Linked DNA regions of Homo sapiens: region 2 is linked to region 1. Evidence: chromatin loops called from intact Hi-C (ENCODE). Cell type or tissue: endothelial cell of umbilical vein. All regions are shown on one strand. Links, peaks and the distances in the headings refer to the core of each region. The heading gives the core; the rest is flanking DNA.

Region 1 (9,490 bases), core at 484-8,483:
TTCCCTTCCCAGCCTCTGGTAGCCATCTTTTTACTTTAGAGAAAGTCATTCTGAAAGCAAAGCAAGTGAAAGAAATGTAATCTTTAGGCAACCAAGCTCTGAAGTCTAATGGTGAGATCCGAATTTAATGGCGCTCTGAATACTCCTCAGTAATTATCTCAGAAGAAAACAATGGCGCCAAAGGGAAGCCCTGATTTTGAACAGTCCCAGGTGACAGTAAATGAGAAGTAATCTGACTAAGAAACCAACGGAGAGTCATCCCTTGACTTTCTTTTCCATAATGACACCTGAAGCACACTTGTTTATTCTGTAAACTTTAGTTAAACAAATTTACCCTCCAAGACACTGGGGGTTTGCCAGAGAACAGTTAGTTTAATTGGAGCTCATCTGTTTTTGTTCCTAATGAGCCTCCCATTTCATAGCCTGCTCCTAGTTTGAAATAAAATGTCCCCCCTGTCTGGGATGATTAAAAACCTGGTTAAGCATACAATATACAGTAGCTGCCAAAATGTTTCCACCAGGCAATACTGCTCAGAACTGAGACCTGCAGGCAGGATTAGAAGAGAGAAATCTGTTGATTTTTTCCAGCTCAAAAACAAACAAGCAAAGAAATCACATCCAATTATCTGAGTTATATTTTATTAAAGAATCCACCGGAGAACTGCATTCACTTCTCAAGATTTGCTACCAAACCGTCTCCCCATTCTGTCTTTTAAACACTCCTCCACCCTTTTTGTTCTCTAGTTGGTTTGTAATTTAGAAAGTGTGATAAACAATTTTGGGGAGCCATTAAGTTTTACCAGTGTTTCTGTCTGAAATTAGGCTACTATGTTTGCCAAAGAGCTGCTCTGTGCTATAAAATCTTTATTAAAAATACAATTATTTACAAAATTATTAATACTTATGGATTAGAATAAATGTGACTTCATCTTGCAGCTATGGGCATTTTCTTTTTGTTTTTGTTTTTGTTTTTTTTTGAGACGGAGTCTCGCTCTGTCGCCCAGGTTGGAGTGCAGTGGTGCGATCTCGGCTCACTGCAAGCTCCGCCTCCCGGGTTCACGCCATTCTCCTGCCTCAGCCTCCCAAGTAGCTGGGACTGCAGGCGCCCGCCACCACGCCCGGCTAATTTTTTTGCATTTTTAGTAGAGACGGGGTTTCACCGTGTTATCTAGGATGGTCTCGATCTCCTGATCTGGTGATCCGCCCGCCTCGGCCTCCCAGAGTGCTAGGATTACAGACGTGAGCCACCGCGCCCAGCCGGGATTTTCTTTTTAAGAAACTGTAAGGTGCTAATCATTGGGTATTTCATTAGGAGACACATTTAAAAAATCTGATTCTCCAAGCACTTTGTTCTTAGACTCCCACATCCCTTTCACCCTCCCCCAAATTCAGGATCACAGGATTTCTTCTGTCTGCCTTATGTATTTTGCAAGCTAACTATTGCACTAGAAAAAAAATATCTTTCACAAATAATACAGAGGCAGATGTTTTCTGGATCATAATGATCAAATAGAGTGAGCTAAATTGCTCATTGATCTGTGATTCCTTGTCATTTGAAAATCCGATTAAAAGTGTAGAACTTTTAGAAAAGACAAATATACACACACTATTACATACATCATAACACTAAGCGTGAGGAGTGGGATTCATGTTATGAATACATAGCATTTGTTCTGGGAATAGCAAAAGGTTGATACTCAATACATACTTATCCAATGAATAAATGAGTGAATAAAATTTCAGGATGGATTTGGATGGCTTTGCAAGTGAGTGTCAATAAACCCTGGGTTCAGAGCCTCCATTATGAACGAAATAATTATGAAATTGAATTCTCCTGATTTCTTTTGGCCTTAAAGACTTTCTTTCCTTTACTGTGTTAAGGGTTGACCATCTCCTTCCTTTCCAAACAATTAAAATGTATGGAGGGCATATATGTTTGATTAGGTTTTCATGTAGAGAATTACAGTTACTTCCAGCCTGTCTCATGATTTCCTTGATGGGATATTTGGTTGTTCCTAAACTCCTCTGTAGTGCATTTAATTACTATCTCATAGTTTTCCTACCACATGTCTAATGTAATGCATTTTATTCTTACAGCTTCATTCTCAAAAGACATCATTTATCCCTTTATTTCCAAGTTCCTAGGGCATTTTAGTACATGTCTTGACAAAGGACATATCCCTTCTCTGCTGCTGGAATGGGCTGCCGCCTCTGAGCTGCTTCAGGCACGCATTCTGAAAAGACGTTCACACAGGGAAAAATTCCGTTCACCTTCCTTCTCATTCAACCGTCCTGATTTTGTCTGTGCCATTTTAAAAGACTTGTGTGCCTACTTTCTTTGTCAGCTACATCTGCCATAACAAAATACCAAAGACTGGGTGGCTTAAACAACAGGTATTTCTCACAGTTCTGGAGATTGGCAAGTCCACAATGAAGATGATGGCCAGTTTAGTCCCTGGTGAGGGCCCCACTCTCATGACCTAACCCAACCCTAATTACTTCCCAAAGGACTCTTCTTCAAATACCCTCATACTCGAGGTTAGGACTTCAACAGTAGGTCACACACTTACTGCTAATTAAGGATGTCTCTGAAAGCTGTAGGGGGTCACAGATGTCACTAACACCAAACAATGAAAAAGCACAAGGCGTCTTCTTTGATTCGTTGTTATAGGAACATGTCCACACTTCCCTCCCTCCCCTTCGCCAGTCACTGAAAGAATACAGGATGTGACTATAAAGTGATGTCTCCAATTTTTAACATTTAAAATAGAAAAGAAATTGTACATTTAAAGAAAATATGGTGCCTTTTCAAGAAGTCCCTTGGGGAACCACACTCTTAGTCTAATGACGCTTCTGAATGGCAGAGCACCTTTTTTTAATTCCCCAAAGAAAATGCCTGCAGACTTTGTGGCGTGTTCTTTCGAACGTCCGCTGCCAGGAAAATCCCTGACCTTTATGCGATGAATTTGATTTTGGGAAATAGCAAAATTGCCTTTGGAGACAAGTTTTGCAATCAAGTTAAGTGATCACACCAGAGAATTCTGCTTCAGGAACAAAACTGGGACAGATAATAGACTAATAAGATGCCTTCACCACCAGGCTTGTAAAACTTGTCTTGAGACCAATTACAATATAGACCTTTTCAAACTTATTTTTAGCAATAAGAGCATAGTATGGTTAGTGTGTAAATTAAGGTAAAAATATTGAAACACAAGATATATTTGAAAGCCTAAGTAATCCTATTTTTTAGTTTAACCTTTCCAAGACTGTCTTTGCACACTTGGATTTTTATTTGAAAATAACACCAATTTGAAATTCATACTAATTGATGCTACCACTTCAAGAGTTCATGAAACCAAGCAGTTTCAAGTGAATTTGCGTTGGATCACCCTGTCCTGAGAGTTACCTTTTGGAAAACATAACCTGCACATATGTCTCATTTATTCTACTCAATGCCTCCCGATGAAATCAGTAGCAACAATATATGCATAGTAGCGAAATAATTGGGCAAAAGATGAATCATAATTTTGATTGTAATTGGGGGCAGTGAGAGAGGAGGAGGAAAATACAGTCATTAAAAACATATATAAGTAATTGGCTTCTTTGCTTTCTTGTGAAATATGCTAGCCCCACAACATGATTCTTACTCATTAACTTTAGAAGTGCTGTTTCTACCGTATTCACTTCCTAGTGGCATTGCAGGAGATCCGTTTGCAATTTGTGTGACTGACTCAAGATTTCATACAACTCTTGTTTCTGAAATGTCTTCTGATCACTGAGTCATAAGAGTAACACTTCTCAAGTTGTTATTGTTCTGAAAGTCTTTGAAGGGTCTGGGATACTTGGACAATATTATTTCCATCGGTACTTTTCCATCCTCCTGTGTATGGTATTATTTCCAGCCAACTTTGGAAAAATAGCATTTCAACAGCTTTGCATATCCACATTGCACCTGCTTCTGGACTATAAATGATTACGTATAATTTAAATTTATAGAAAATGTTCACAGGAACCAGATCACAGGGCACATATGTGACTACTGATTGCTTCTATTTCTTATTTTCCAAGTATAAAAACATATTTATAATGAAAAGCTTATACTTGCTTTATCTCCAAATCAACAAAAATTAAACCTCTTTGATATTAGCCAGATAGACTACTCTTTCAACTTTGACCTTAAAGGACAATAATGAATCTCATTAAAATCATATTTCCAAAGTGGCTTTCAGAAAGTCTCCTACTCTTACACTATCCCCAGGTTCAACAAGTTTATTTTTGGATGCACTTAATGCTTTCGTTTCTTCTTTTCAGATTCTGATTTAATCACTTAGCTTCTGTGGCATAATCAAGACAAGTTGGATGAATTGTCTCCTAACTGGATTATAATGAAAGAAGCTCTAACTGGTCTTAACGTAGTTTCGATGTTTGGAGTCTTTCACAAAGAGAAACAAAAGCATGATAAGAATGTGCTAAGCTAATTCGAAAGGGAAGCAAGGGTGTCACAATTAAACAAGGGTGTCCAATTATATTGTTCCCATACATCATTCCACCACTCCAATAGGACATGGGCTTATAGAGAACAGAGTCAAGCCTTGTGGTTCCTGTTGTGCCCAGCACACACAGCATTGTGCTTGGTATATAGTAGGTGCTCAATAAACATTTGAATATAATTTAATCTAGGCTCTCCCAGGGAGAAAATATAGTTTAGGGTTCAAGGTAAAGAATCTCAACATGGCCAGCACAGTGGCTTATGCCTGTAATCCCAGCGCTTTAGGAGGCCAAAGCAAGAGGATCGCTTGAGTCCAGGAGTTCAAGACCAGCCTGGGCAGCATAATGAGTCCACATCTTCACAAAAATAAAAATAAAAAAATAAACTGGATGTGGTGGCGTGCATCTGTAGTCCCAATTAATCAGATTGCTTGAGCCTAGGAGGTCAAAGTTTCAGTAAGCAGTGATCATGCCACTGCACTCCAGCCTGGGTGACAGAGTAAGACCTTGGCTCGAATCAAAGCAAAACAAAACAAAACAAAAACCTCCAAAACATTTAAACATTAGATTCTCCAGATATATGTATGTTTTGTATATCGATCATTCTATGCCACAGGAAATGTTCAACCAGGATCTGGGTAACCAGATTAGTGTCACAAAGAAGGAGTTTGTAGATCACCTAGGAAGTAGAACTAAGTTATATCTAAGCAACCTTACAAATTGAAAATCTATCAGTCTTTGAAAACATATCTGTTCTATGTTTCTCACAGTCTTATTGGTGATGGGATAATGACCAGTTGGCCATGATCTTAACAGGAAACGACAATGTAATATGCTAGCCCTTCTAGGTAACATATTTACCCTGGCACAGAATGCCTTAATTCCAAGGTGTGACTCACTGTAATCCTGAGAATTACAGTAATTTGGGGGTGGAATATTATGGCCAAAGGCAATGAGCACAGAGGAAACTTCTCACTGCGAAGCTGAGAATGAACTGAAATGATCAAAAATTGAATGCTTGAAGTCTTTTAATAAATTATAGGTAGAAGGTAAACTCAGCTATTTCTGGACAGCAGGAAAGGGTCTAAACAGAGGAGGTAGCACAGACGCAGCAATGGAATGTGAATGAGTCATATTTCCACATCAGTAGGGCTATGAGGAGACCACTCTGAGATGATATGACAGATAGTGGCTGCATTCTTCAGCCCTAGGAAAAATGAAGATTGCAGGAATTAGGTTAGGAGGTGAAGACTTTCAGGGAGGTAGAGTGGGAACCAGAGGCCAGGGAGAGTGTTGTCAAGTATGCTGACCACACAGTGAACACAGAGGATACAGCTTGATGCTCCTGAAGTCATTACAGGCAGGGTTAAATTCCCCTCAGTGACCCACTGACCCCCAGACACCAGGCATGGGGTCGACCAGCTCTCTCCAGTTCTTCTCCACCACTACATAAGAGAAGAAGCCTTGAAAATGCCACCAAGCTTTTGGGCTCAGAATGAATCATGATGGAAGCTACTGCAGCCTTGACACTGGAAGGCATTTCAGTTCTGTCAACTCTTGCCTCAAAGGAATGTTCATTTCCTTTTACACAAGATAAAGCTTCTTTGAGGAGGATTTGTGTCAGGTAAAGAGGAACACTGAATAAACTGTTGTGGTGGATGTCAGTGTCTATTCTGTGCCTGAAATTGGAATTTGGGCTTAGAACTTAAATACAGGATGTGACTCAATGAACAGAGACCAGAGTTCCAGTACAAGATATAAAGAGACTTTGTTTTGAATCAGTTCTAGTATTTCTAGAAATTCTTGTTATATTTGATGGAGTGAAATCGGTAATTCTTTGAAACTCTTTACCTTGTCAGCTTCCATAGTACTCTGCTGTCCTCATTATCCCTTTACTTCTCTGAGCCTTCACAGAATCCTTCTTATCTTCCCAACTTACATAAATGTTGATGTTCCCCAGGAATCCATTCTCAGACCTCACTTTCTCTATATGAGCTCATCCATGCTGCTTCCTCCAATCATCAACCATATTCTGATGACATCTACATCTTTACCTCCAGTTCAGACTTTGGATCTTTAAAATCATATAATTGCTTCTACCTTCTAGGTCTGACTATCTCACAGATAAGCAAATGCAACATGATCAGGATTTATCTTCACATCCAAGAGGTCCTTCTACTACAAGACCACCACATGCCCCATGAAAGTCATACTAAAAACTTAGGAGGTGTCTTGAATTCTCCTTTCCCCTCAAAGCCCATCATATCTACTCTGTCAAGTCCTTTTCACATTCCCCCAACACTATTCATGGATGAGTCTCATCTTCTCCATCTCTGGAATCACCTCGCCTTAAAGGAAACATCCAAATTTATTTTTAAAATGGAAATGTACCCCTATGCCTGAATCACAGGAAAGCAATAATAATAACTGATTAATATTTCTGCATCACTTAAAGAATAACATTCAAAATCACATGTCTTTTATTATGGAAATGCAAATCAAATCACATTGAGATATTATGCAATACCTCTTAGGAAAGCTGATATCAAAAATTGGAAAGCATGAAGTGTTGGCAAGGATGCGTGGATATGGGAACATGAGTGCATGGCTGGTTGAAATGTAAAGTGGTGCAACTGCTGAGGAAAATGGTATGGTAGGGCCTCAAACAGTTAAACGTAGCATTACCATTGACTCAGCAATTCTACCTTTACGTGTGTGCCCAAAGAATTAAAAGCAAGGATTCAGATATTTGCACAGCATTGTTCATAGTAGCATTATTCACAATAGCCCAAACGTGGAAACAACGCCAATGTCCATTGATGGATGAAGGGATAAACAAAATATGGCATAATATACATACAATGGAATATTATTTAGCCTTAAAAAGGAATGAAATTCTGACATATGCTATGGCATTGATGAACCTTGAAAACATTATGCTAAGTGAAATAAGCCAGACACAAAAGGACGAATGTTGTTATTAGTTTTTCTCAGATTACACATATTTGAAATATCTTAGAAGAAGCAAATTCATAGAAATAGAAGGTAGGATAGTGGTGATAAGGAACTCTGCGGAGAGAAGAATAGAGAATCAGTGTTTAATGGGTAGAGCTTCAGTTTGAGATGATAAAAATATTCTGGGGATGGATAGAAGTGACTGTTGCACAACACTGTGAATGTAATTAATGCCACTGAACTGAACACTTAAAATGGACAAAATGCTAGAAATATATATATTATATATATTATAAAAATGGAGAGACAGAGAGAGAGGTAGAGAGAGCAGATGAGAAACAATGATACTCTATTTTTTTCTTCTCACAATTCCTTATAACTAATATTGGTTATATATATAACCACTATTCTATATATCATGGTTATATATAATATATATATTATATCATATAATATATAACCATATAATATATATTATATATAACACATTATAGATAGCACAGATGCAGCTATATATAATATATAATATATTATATTATTATAATTAATATAATATAGTATATTGTATTAATATAATATAATATAGTATATTGTATTAATATAATATAATATAGTATATTGTATTAATATAATATAATATAGTATATTGTATTAATATAATATAATATAGTATATTGCATTAATATAATATAATATATTAATTATATATATTTTTATTTCTAGATATATATTATATAATATGATATATAAATATATACAATATACATTTATAAATATATAAATATATATAAATATATACTATATATACCATATATAAAATATATACAATATATACAATATATAAAATATATACAATATATAAAAATATATAAATATATACAATATATACAATATAATATGTTTAATATATAAATATATATAAATTTTTTTTTATATATTAAAAAAGAGAGAAAGCTTACGGCATGTCAGGTACTATGCTTAAAAAATAAAAGAGTATATAAATATATATATTTATATATATCTAGAAAGAAAAAAAACAAATTGAAATTACATGCCATCTCCTACTTCACACCTCGGGCTCCAGCAGCTCTATCGTCACCTATGTAATCTTCATTTGCACGATACACCCTGTCCATATGAATTGACAGCTGACTGCCACTCTAGGACCCTTTTCTGCCTCCTTACAAACTGGATGAGGGCTTAGGTCGCTGACAATATTCCAAATATACCCTTTTATTTTTTAAGCATGGTACCTGGCATGCTGTAAGCTTTATTTCTTTTCTTTTTTTCTTTTTTCTTTTTTTTTTTTGAGACGGAGTCTAGCTCTGTGGCCTATGCTGGAATGCAGTGGCCCAATCTCAGCACACTGCAAGCTCTGCCTCCCGGGTTCACGCCATTCTCCTGCCTCATCCTGAGTAGCTGGGACTACAGGTGCCCGCCACCACGCCCTGCTAATTTTTTGTATTTTTAGTAGAGATAGGGTTTCACCGTGTTAGCCTGGATGGTCTCGATCTCCTGACCTCGTGATCTGCCCGCCTCGGCCTCCCAAAGTGCTGGGATTACAGGCGTGAGACACCTCACCCAGCCAAGCTTTCTTTTATTTTTATTTTTATTTTTTTCGGATGGAGTCTCACTCACACGGTTGCCTAGGCTGGAGTGCAGTGGTTCAATCTCAGCTCACTGCAACCTCCGCCTTCTGGGTTCAAGCAATTCTCCTGCCTCAGCCTCCAGTAGCTGGGATTAAAGGTGTGAGCTACCATACCCGGTTAACATGCAGTAGGCTTTCAGCAAACACTGAGGGAATAAGCTCATGAGAAGCAGCTATTTTTACAAATGTAAAATATTAAAATTGGAAGGAATCTTAAAGTTTAGTCTAAATTCTTAAGAAAAGTGCTATTTTGACATGGTAGACAAAATGGTGCCTTCCAGAGGCCTAATTTCCATTTTAAATTAAATAGCAGCCCCCTTTTTTCTTTTCCTTTTGCCAATTGATTCTACCATTTTATGAACTCATAGAAGGGTTAGATCTGAATCACACAATTCATTA
Region 2 (9,490 bases), core at 1,007-9,006, 49 kb before region 1:
TCTACCACTGTACTTATTCCTTCATTGAGAAAATGGGGTGCTTTATGGATAAATGCATGGAAAAGTCAGACTTCGACCAAAGTCAAAGGGCAATAGAAACCCTTTGCATTCTTTCTAATGACTTCAACCTGTGGAGTTTGGAAAGTTACAGATTCCTCTGGAGGGTAACATATGTACAGGCTTTTTTCCCTATTTCTTTATAATAAAAATTGATGAAGAGGAATACGTAAAGTGTGGTTTCCCTTTAGGCAGAGTTCAGTGGAAGTAGCATTATACATAGAAGAACTTTCAGCTAAACTTAGAGAGAAACAGAGACTTTTAGGCCAATCATTTTCCTAAATGTCACTGATTTTGTGGGAGTAAGTAATAGCATCTTTCCTAGGCGTTTGTTACAGAACCACGTAAAGAGCTCTACTATTTGGGAGATATGCAAACCTCTAAAATAATCTAAGCTAATTAGAAAATATCTGTAGCTGACAAGAAGCTTTGTATCTCTGACATCAAACAGTGCCTGGAAGAGGTGTGTTGGTTTTCACCAGCATGAATACCAGCAGTGGCAGACACCTTCTTACCAAGAGAGTAAACTGATGGACATACACAGCCTATGAAAAAATTGACATTGCTGAGACAGCGCTGGGGATTAACCTTTACAGCTGTGAGATGTCAAGCAAAATTGAAATCCAACCATTGTGGAGCATGTTGAAATCAGTGGGTGTATACAAATCTCTAAATTATTACTTTGGCCAGATGGAAAAGGTTCCATTTACTGCCTGCTGGAGGAGGTTTAGTCGGTAACACTGAAGAGGGAAGGAAGATTGAAAATGAGGTATTTTTCATGTGCACTAAGGCTGCTATCCAAGAGTAGCATAAGAGAGGATAGTCACAGGCCAAATGGGTGACATGGTTCACCTCTTGGCCCCCTACTACAGGTAGCCAAAATAAATGACTGTACTTTGAAATAATTGCCTTTAGCAGCACGTGTTTACTGTCTTCTGTTATTACAATTGCTACCCTATAATGTACTTAGACAGCATTTAACTTGCTATGGTTTCAGACAGTGACACAGGTTTAAGGCTTGGCTCCAAAATGCTGAAATTGTACACAAGTTTAAGGCTTGGCCCCAAAATGCTAAAATTGTATCTGCAAGAAAGGGTATGGATGAGAATTGTTGAAAGCTAGTATATGCTAATTCACAGAGGAGACTGATTATTAAAATTCTCTCTCCTTCTATCCTAGGTATTTTTCTTCTTTTTCTACTTGGAAAACTGTTAATCATCCCTAAAATCTCATGACACACTCACTCTCTCTCTGATGCATTCCCCAGCTCCAGTAAACAGTTAGTTGCTCTATCTTTTGTTTTAATTACACCACTATCATCGCATTTTATGAGGTTTCTGTTTGTGTATCTCTCTTCCCACCTTGAACCCTTCAACACAGAAACCTTATCTTTAACGGAGTTCAATGTGGTTGTTAATAATGAGCTCTGCAAGGAGACCATGTATGCTCAAACCCTGATTTCACAGCTGTGTAACCTTGGGTGCAATCCTTAACATAATCTGTAAGATGAGGAAAATGGGAATATCCACTTCTTTGAATTATTGTAAGGATTAAACAAGATAATAAAATACAAAGTGCTTTGAAAAGCACCAAGCACCAGGCTCAGTTAAGTGTTTGCCATTATTTCATTTTTAATATCACCATTGTCTGGCTTAATATCAGGCATAGAGTAGACAGACTGTGCATAAAAAAATAAGAAAAGTTCCATAACAAATAAATACGTCAACAGTGTTTATTTTTTGCATATTTCTTCCTTAGTTCTTCAGATAGTTAGGATGAAATGAGGAGCACATATGATAAAAGCATGTGTTCCAGGACTGAGTTTGAATGCCCCCTTGTCCCAAATTGGAGTGTCTTCAATAAGCCTCCCCTTATTTTCTTAAAGTATTTTATAGGGAGTCAAAAGTATTTGTAAGCATGCTTATGCCCTCCAGAGTTTTTAAAAAAGAATTCAAGCAAGAAGAGGTGGATATGGTTGGCCAGGTTTCTATTAAATGACTTTCTTCAGAAGCATTTTGACAAAATTAGGCACAGCCAGGAAAGCAGCAAAAAATCTGTCGTTTCTCATTTGCTGAAAACGCCATTAGCTGCCTCTTCTCGCCTTCTGCTCACGGACACTTGGCTCTTGTTCCTGCTCTGCCCCCTGTGCCCAGTCTGGCAGATAATGCACCAGAAAATATTTCACCTCATGCACAGGGAGTGGGAACTCACACAAGGAAGTTTGCAAGGAATGGAAATCTGTGCAAGGCAATCCCCTCGTCCTGAGAAGGACCCCATTTAGCAGGGGCGAATATCCATTAAACTCTGATGAAAACATACTCATGCATTCAATAAATATGCAGCACCTACAAAGTGCTGGTGTTTTAGGTGCTAGGAATCCATTAGTGAACCAGAAATGAAAACAACAACTAAATGGATGTTAAACAAAATCAGTCTATTAGAAGGTAATGAGGTACTATTAAGAAAAAAGAAAGGGAGTCAGAGGGTCCTGTAAGAAGGGGCAAGAGGTGTGCAGTTTTAAATGGAAAGATTAAGGAAGTCTCTAATAAGACATTGGAGACTGATCATGAGTAGGAGGCACTTATATCAGAGTTTTTGCAGTTTCGAAAATGCATTTTGCACTTTGGTGTAATTTACTTCACAAACAAGGGATGCTCTTAAATATTTGCTTATTTAATAACTTTCTGAATACTGAGGGATATTTTCCTATTGCTTTTCCACTTCATAATTAAATATGAATTTCTTGGACAAAAACAAAAGGCCTAAGGAAAAGGAAAATAGAACTTAAGAGCTCAGTAAAAAATGTTTATTTTTTCTATCTTTTCAAAAATAATATGCAAGGCAAATCACAAAATGTGAAAGAACAAATTACTTTTATTTTTGGATTACTTAACAAACAAAAGGAAAAAAAATCTCTGGTAGGTAGCTCAAATAAAGAAAACATCCTGAATTAAAAAGCTATCTAACTTTATCCAGCCACCATCCTAATGTTCTATCACAGATCATGCCTCTGTGCAAAAAGGCCTGATTTCTGAGAGTTTAAAAGAATCTTATGGTTTTGAGAAATGAATACACTGATCTCTTGCGAAGAATGAAAAAGCCCCAAAACTCAGCAAAGGCAACAATTCAAACTACCACAGGAAATGAAAAAGAGTGTGCATTTGGAACATACACAGAGTTTTAAAAAAAACAAAAGGAAATTGATATAGATAACTCAATTTCCATTAGTGTTTCATAAATTTAAATTGCCTTGTGATCAACTGAGTGCTTGTATAAACTACAAAGCGCTGGTGTGGTCCCAAGATGAGAATGTAAAAGTATAACCAGAAAAATTAACATAGGAATCAATTACCCTGAAAATTCTGATCTCAGAGGTCCCTGGACAGAAAACAGTGCTCCCTGGAATGACATGAAAAGAAATAGACAAAATATCCATATCCACTTCTATATAAAGAGATACTAATGCACTGTATACACAACTTGGGAATATCTGCACATACTTTGATTAGAAGTGAGTTTATAATGAACAATGCTCATGTGCATTAACTCATAATACTAACACTTTTTACTGGAGATTATCAAGAGGTCAGTGATAGCCAAAGACACCTTTTCTCCCACCCCTTCAGTTTCCATGACTACGTATCTTTCCTAAACCACCCTGGCATCACTTGACTCACTTTCTTCCTCCTTGGGGAGGAATGACTTTTCTGATGGGTAAATTTAGGAAGGATAAATTTCCTGCTGTGCTCAATTTCTTTCCTGCTTTGCTCAATTTCTCCTCTTTGTCCTTCTGGGAGCAAATTGCCAAAGAAGCAGAATTCTCCACTGCTTCCAAGCCTAAGTGTCCCCTGGGCAGGACCACTCTCCCCTACACCGTGAACTGGGGATCCATCCCCATCAGCATCACTCCTGACACCTAATTGCACACAGCGAATTTTGTGACTGTCAGCATCACTCCCGACTGGGAGGCTGAGTCTGCCTAATTGTGGACCTAACCTGCAGGTTCTTGTGCTTCTTGCACTAACCAAAGCCTCCCACCTGGCTTCCATCATTAACAGAGACCTTTTCTTCTCGTTGCCCATGTTTCTGTTTTAGTCCTTATTTGTACAGAACTGAGTAGGGGTAAAGGTGATGTTATTTACTGGCTCTCTCTGAGGGACCCTGATAGTCAGAACAAGAGATGTTGTCAGGTATACATACAGACATCACAGTACTAACATTGGGCATGGATGGAAGCATTAAAACCAACAAGCCAGGTTTGTCTATCCCATTTACTTCAAAAACACACCTTAAATTTTTACTTATTTTATCATTTTGTTCATTTGAAAGTAAATTAAAAAACATAAAAATGCACACCATCAAATGACATGTTGCAGTGCTGAAAAATATGTGAAGAAAAATGTATAGATGAGCGATAACAGGATTTATAACTCAGTGACAATCTCAGCTTTACGACATTTAAATTGTGAAATCTCTAAAAGCCCTAAAGTGTTGTTCAACTCATGTCTTATCCATTTCAGTTTGGCTTACCATAAAGTATAAACATCTAGTTAGAATATTTTGACAGAAGAATATTGGTGAGTCATTCAATTTCTCTAACCGTCACTTTGTCTGTAAAATGGGGATAAAAAATTTTTTCTCTTAAGTTGCACAAAATTGAAATGGGAGCATGATTTCCGAATAGGCCAGACATGGTGGCTCACATCTGTAATCCCAGCACTTTGGGAGGCGAGGCAGGCAGATCACTTGAGGTGAGGGGTTCGAGACCAGCCTGGCCAATATGATGAAACCCTGTCTTTACTAAAAATACAAAAAAAAAAATGAGCTGGGCATGGTGACACACGCCTGTAGTCCCAGCTGCTGGGGAGGGTGAGGCATGAGAATTCCTTGAACCCGGGAATCAGAGGTTGCAGTGAGCCGAAATTGCACCACTGCACTCCAGCCTGGGCGACAGAGCGAGACTCCGTCTCAAAAAACAAAAAAAAAAACAACAAAAAAAGAAAGTATAAATAATAAAATAACACACTATTACAAATGATCATCCCTTTTGTGAACTATTATTATTCCTATTATATGAACACTTTTTTTTTAAAACTCAGGGAGTCATGTAACTCTGCTATATGTATTTCTTCAAGTTAAATAACAATGATTTATTAATGAACTCCTACATGCTCTTAGGAAAGGTGCTATGTGTACTATGGATTAAAAAAAAAGTAGTGCATGTTTCTCACATTCAAGAAGCTTTTATTTAAGAGAAGAAATGCAATAAACACAGTAGAAACTAAGTAAAAAGAAATTAGGAGAGTGGATTTTGTGCAGTGAAAGAGGAGGTTAAAAAATAAGAGGGCACTAGACATGATTTTAAGGATAACTGAGCTCAGATGGATGCAGGAGAGCAGGCTGGTGATTTCAGGGGAGGCGAATAAGTGGGAAATATTAGACGAGAATGAGCATGGTGAGAGCGCTGGAGTAGAGGGGCAAGTTGATTCTCTACTCTCTGTTTAACAGCTCTTTGAGCTTTGTTATATTTCATCAAGGTAAAATATATATATAAAAAAAAAGATGGGTGCCAACCTCTCCACATGGTGTTTGGTTAGATGTGGCAAAAGTGTGGTTTTTAAAATCTATGTAAAGAACTCCATGAATTTCCAACTTATTATACTCTAAGTATAAAAATTGCTGAATATCAATGATTATACACTACAAAAGAATTGCCATTTATGGGCTTTATTAATGTTCTAGAACCTATAAGTATTTTACATACTTATTTATACATGTGAGGTCCTCAGCCCTTAAGACAACCTTGTGAAAATTGGTTGCTGTTTTACATAGAGAAGCTTGAGTTTCAGGAAAATGGAATCACTCATGAGAGAACACAGAATGTGTAAATGGTGGAACAAGAATTCAAACCCACATCTGACTTAGAGGCTTACCCACGATGCAGTCAACACCTGACCATAGTATCCAATGACAGGGGTGGAAATTAGATTTTGACATGAAGTTAAAAACACAGTTAAAGTATGTGGTTCAAATATTTAATCATTCTGGGAGCATCATTCTTTATGGGTGCAATCCACATTCTCTTTAGAGAAGAAGGATATTACTGTGGCAACATTCAAAGAAAGTGCACTTCAGCCTGAAGCTCAGCAAGATCGTCTTTTTTGGGGGGGAGGTGGTAATTAACTGAGTGCCCTGGCCTTCATCCACTTTTCTGATGATTTCCCCAGCTACTCAGGGTTAAGCTTCTGTCACAAAAATTATTCTGAGCCATTTGTTTAGCCTGTTTGATGTTCACTACATTTATTTTCCTTAGGCAGCAGCATTGTGAATGTTGACTATATTTAACATGCTTAGCTGTACCAGGGAAATAATCATCTTTGGCTTATTTAAAATATCCAATTTTCTTAGCCTTTGAAGAAAATCTAGAGCTAATATGGAGTAATTGGTGATGAGATAGGACAGATCCAAGTGCAATTTCAAGGCTCCTAATTTTCACCTACAGAGTAAGATTTCTTTATTATGTTAGAAAATGTTTTGGAGAGATTTTTTCAATTAGGAGGCACATTAAACAAATACTGGCTAGTAGTGTACGGGTTCAGGAAGAGGGGTAAATCTCTTAGTTGCTTACTTTCTTTCAAGAAAAACTTTAAATGATTCTATTTAACCAAAGAGAAGATGGAGAGAAGGCAACATAAGAATGTAATTAAGTTTAACTTTTAACCTTCTGTTTGGGATTTGCCTCTATTCTTTCCCACCATAGTTAAGTGTGAAGATAGTCCTCATCCATATTTAGAAGAAGCCTCAAAAAGAAGCAAAGGAAGGAAAGAATAAATAGAAGTATTCACTGTCTATCCTATATTCCTGCCAATATCTGGGAGTGGCCTCAAAATAATACCCTTGCTATCTCAGAGCCTATATTGCTTTTGATACACTAGCAGTACTTCTGTGGTTTTCACGGAACACATAAGCCAAGTCCATGACTGAAGACCATGGCACCATAAGGAAATCTCACCACTGACACCATTTATAATGAAACAAATGGGTTTTCTAAGAGGAGGTAACTCATGGTATAACTGTCGTGGTACAAGGTCTCAGGCCAGGCCTTCCCACTTAAAAAATTTCCCTCCATTTCCAATCTTAGCAATTTTACAAAGAAACTGGTCAACTTTCCTTAAATAATTATTCCAGGACTTAACTTGTGCCCTAAAGAATAGACATATTCTGGTCTCTCTGGAGTGTGGAGAATGAGAAGATTTGTTTTCATGGAAAAATGTATCTACTCATTTTAGACAGCCATTGGCAAGAATAGTTCCTATTATTGTAAAATGTGTGTATTTGAAATATATTAGCTAGGCAGGTCAACTCTGAACTTTACAAAGATTTTGCAACTATAGAATTTCTTTGCTGATTTTGTGTTTTTCCTTAAATATAGCCATAAATGCTGAGCTATATGTTAGTTTTATTGTTGATGCATTGTAGAAGAGAGATACAATAATACTGAGGCTAACTTACTATTTTGAGCTTTAAACTTTTAGTCTAAAATCTCATCTGTGCAAATTCTTAATGAGGTACATTTTCAAAGAGAGCTTTAGCTATATAACCTCTGTTGTCATGAAGAAATGCATTTGGCTAATTTCCTCTGTGTCTCCTTGAAACTTTACAATAACAGGAAAAAGTTAACTCTGACTTTTCACTCAAGTAATGTTTAGAAGTTTCTGCTAATTCCAACCTCAATGCACCAGAGATATTTAGGGATTGCTGAATATTGGGAAGATAGATGTAGGATTTGGATGTTTGTTCAGGTGCCTCAGTCTTCTAATTATTTTGTCATTATGCATTTTCCCCTGTAATTTGTTTAAATTTGGAATCACATCACCAATTACTTCATTGCTGTCTGGTCTTCAATATTCTCTTGTTTATTCATTAGAGAATTTCTGTGACAGGCCATTAATAACTATGCATTTGCTGACGTATAAAGTCACATATCCTTAATTATGTTCAAATATCTGTCTGGGGAAAGTACTTGATTCTAAATGTACTATCCTGATCTTACTAATCCAGGTACCTTAGTGTATGTCTTCACTTACCATAGAGATTTAGAAAATAAAAAAAGAACACTTAGTACTAAAAGTAAGACTAGCATAGAAAAAACTTGAGCTCTAACTTCAGAAGACTGTGGTTGATTCCAATTCTACTGATTGCTAGTTCATAATGTAGTCAAGTTACTTAGCAAATTTGAAGAAATTTCCTTATCTATAAAAATGGAAAATACCTATGGACTATCTCATGTGTAACAGAACTAAGCTTATTATAACTTACAAAAGATAAATATTCAAAATCAGCATAAAGAAAATTATGTTTTTGGCAACTCTATTCACAATGTTTGGGATTCTTCCTACCTATAGTTATGTATGAAGAAGTCACACTAAAGTAACCATTAGAAAATCTGGGTTACAATACTAGGCACTTTTAATGAGTGCTTACCATTTAATGAGTACTAGGTATGTGGCTTGTCTCAAAATTATTCTGTGTCTCAGAAGCACTCTGTGAAGTTGGTATTATGATGATTTTCATCTTATGGGCAGGAGAACTGAGGTTCAGACAGGTTTGGTGATTTGCACAGGACCACAGCCAGCAGCATTTCTGGAAAAATTTGACCTGTGTATCTTCAAAGCTCAGTGTGTCCTAACCTTAGTACCATTCTGCTTCTACAACTAAGTTCTAGTATTAAGTCATAAAAGGACCCTGGGCAACTCATTACTTTATCATGACCTATATCTTAGGGAAGTTTGAATGAGCTTTCATGTCTTCTTGCTCAAAGTATGCATGATTATTGGTCTTAAACTTCGTCACATGAACACAATACCCCACACATTTACTTGAGATGAACATGGGCCTGCCTCTTATGAAAGATATTACTCTCTCGACACAAGAAATGGAAGAACATTCCATGCTCATGGATAGGAAGAATCAATATCGTGAAAATGGCCATACTGCCCAAGGTAATTTGTAGATTCAATGCAATCCCCATCAAGCTACCAATGACTTTCTTCACAGAATTGGAAAAAACTACTTTAAAGTTCATATGGAACCAAAAAAGAGCCTGCACAGCCAAGACGATCCTAAGCAAAAACAGCAAAGCTGGAGGCATCATGCTACCTGACTTCAAACTATACTACAAGGCTACAGTAACCAAAACAGCATGGTACTTGTACCAAAACACATATATAGACCAATGAAACAGAGCAGAGGCCTCAGAAATAACACCGTATGTCTACAACCATCTGATCTTTGACAAACCTGACAGAAACAAGCAATGGGGAAGGGATTCCCTATTTCACAAATGGTGCTGGTAAAACTGGCTAGCCATATGTAGAAAGCTGAAACTGGATCCCTTCCTTACACCTTATACAAAAATTAACTCAAGATGGAT

The links. A loop is a pair of places that touch in the nucleus more often than their neighbours do. Peaks named below come from ENCODE experiments on the same cell type or tissue, not always from the same donor. Only the 100,000 strongest peaks of a DNase experiment are listed, where the experiment ranks them.
Region 2: it touches region 1 in a loop (4-fold over the local background); 3 of 110 quality-filtered maps call a loop at or near these places.

What each region holds. Positions count from the first base shown.
Region 1 is chr4:21,007,565-21,017,054 of GRCh38, forward strand. The region is part of intron 1 of KCNIP4 (potassium voltage-gated channel interacting protein 4); the gene reads right to left. Among named protein-coding and RNA genes, the nearest start is that of PACRGL, 310 kb to the left of the region's middle. RefSeq lists a silencer at 5,222-5,516. In endothelial cell of umbilical vein, for the core only: no CTCF peak of the experiment used is centred there; DNase peaks (open chromatin) are centred at 3,747 and 5,467; H3K27ac peaks cover 3,262 bases.
Region 2 is chr4:20,958,300-20,967,789 of GRCh38, forward strand. All of the region lies in intron 1 of KCNIP4 (potassium voltage-gated channel interacting protein 4), which reads right to left. Among named protein-coding and RNA genes, the nearest start is that of PACRGL, 260 kb to the left of the region's middle. In endothelial cell of umbilical vein, for the core only: no CTCF peak of the experiment used is centred there; no DNase peak of the experiment used is centred there.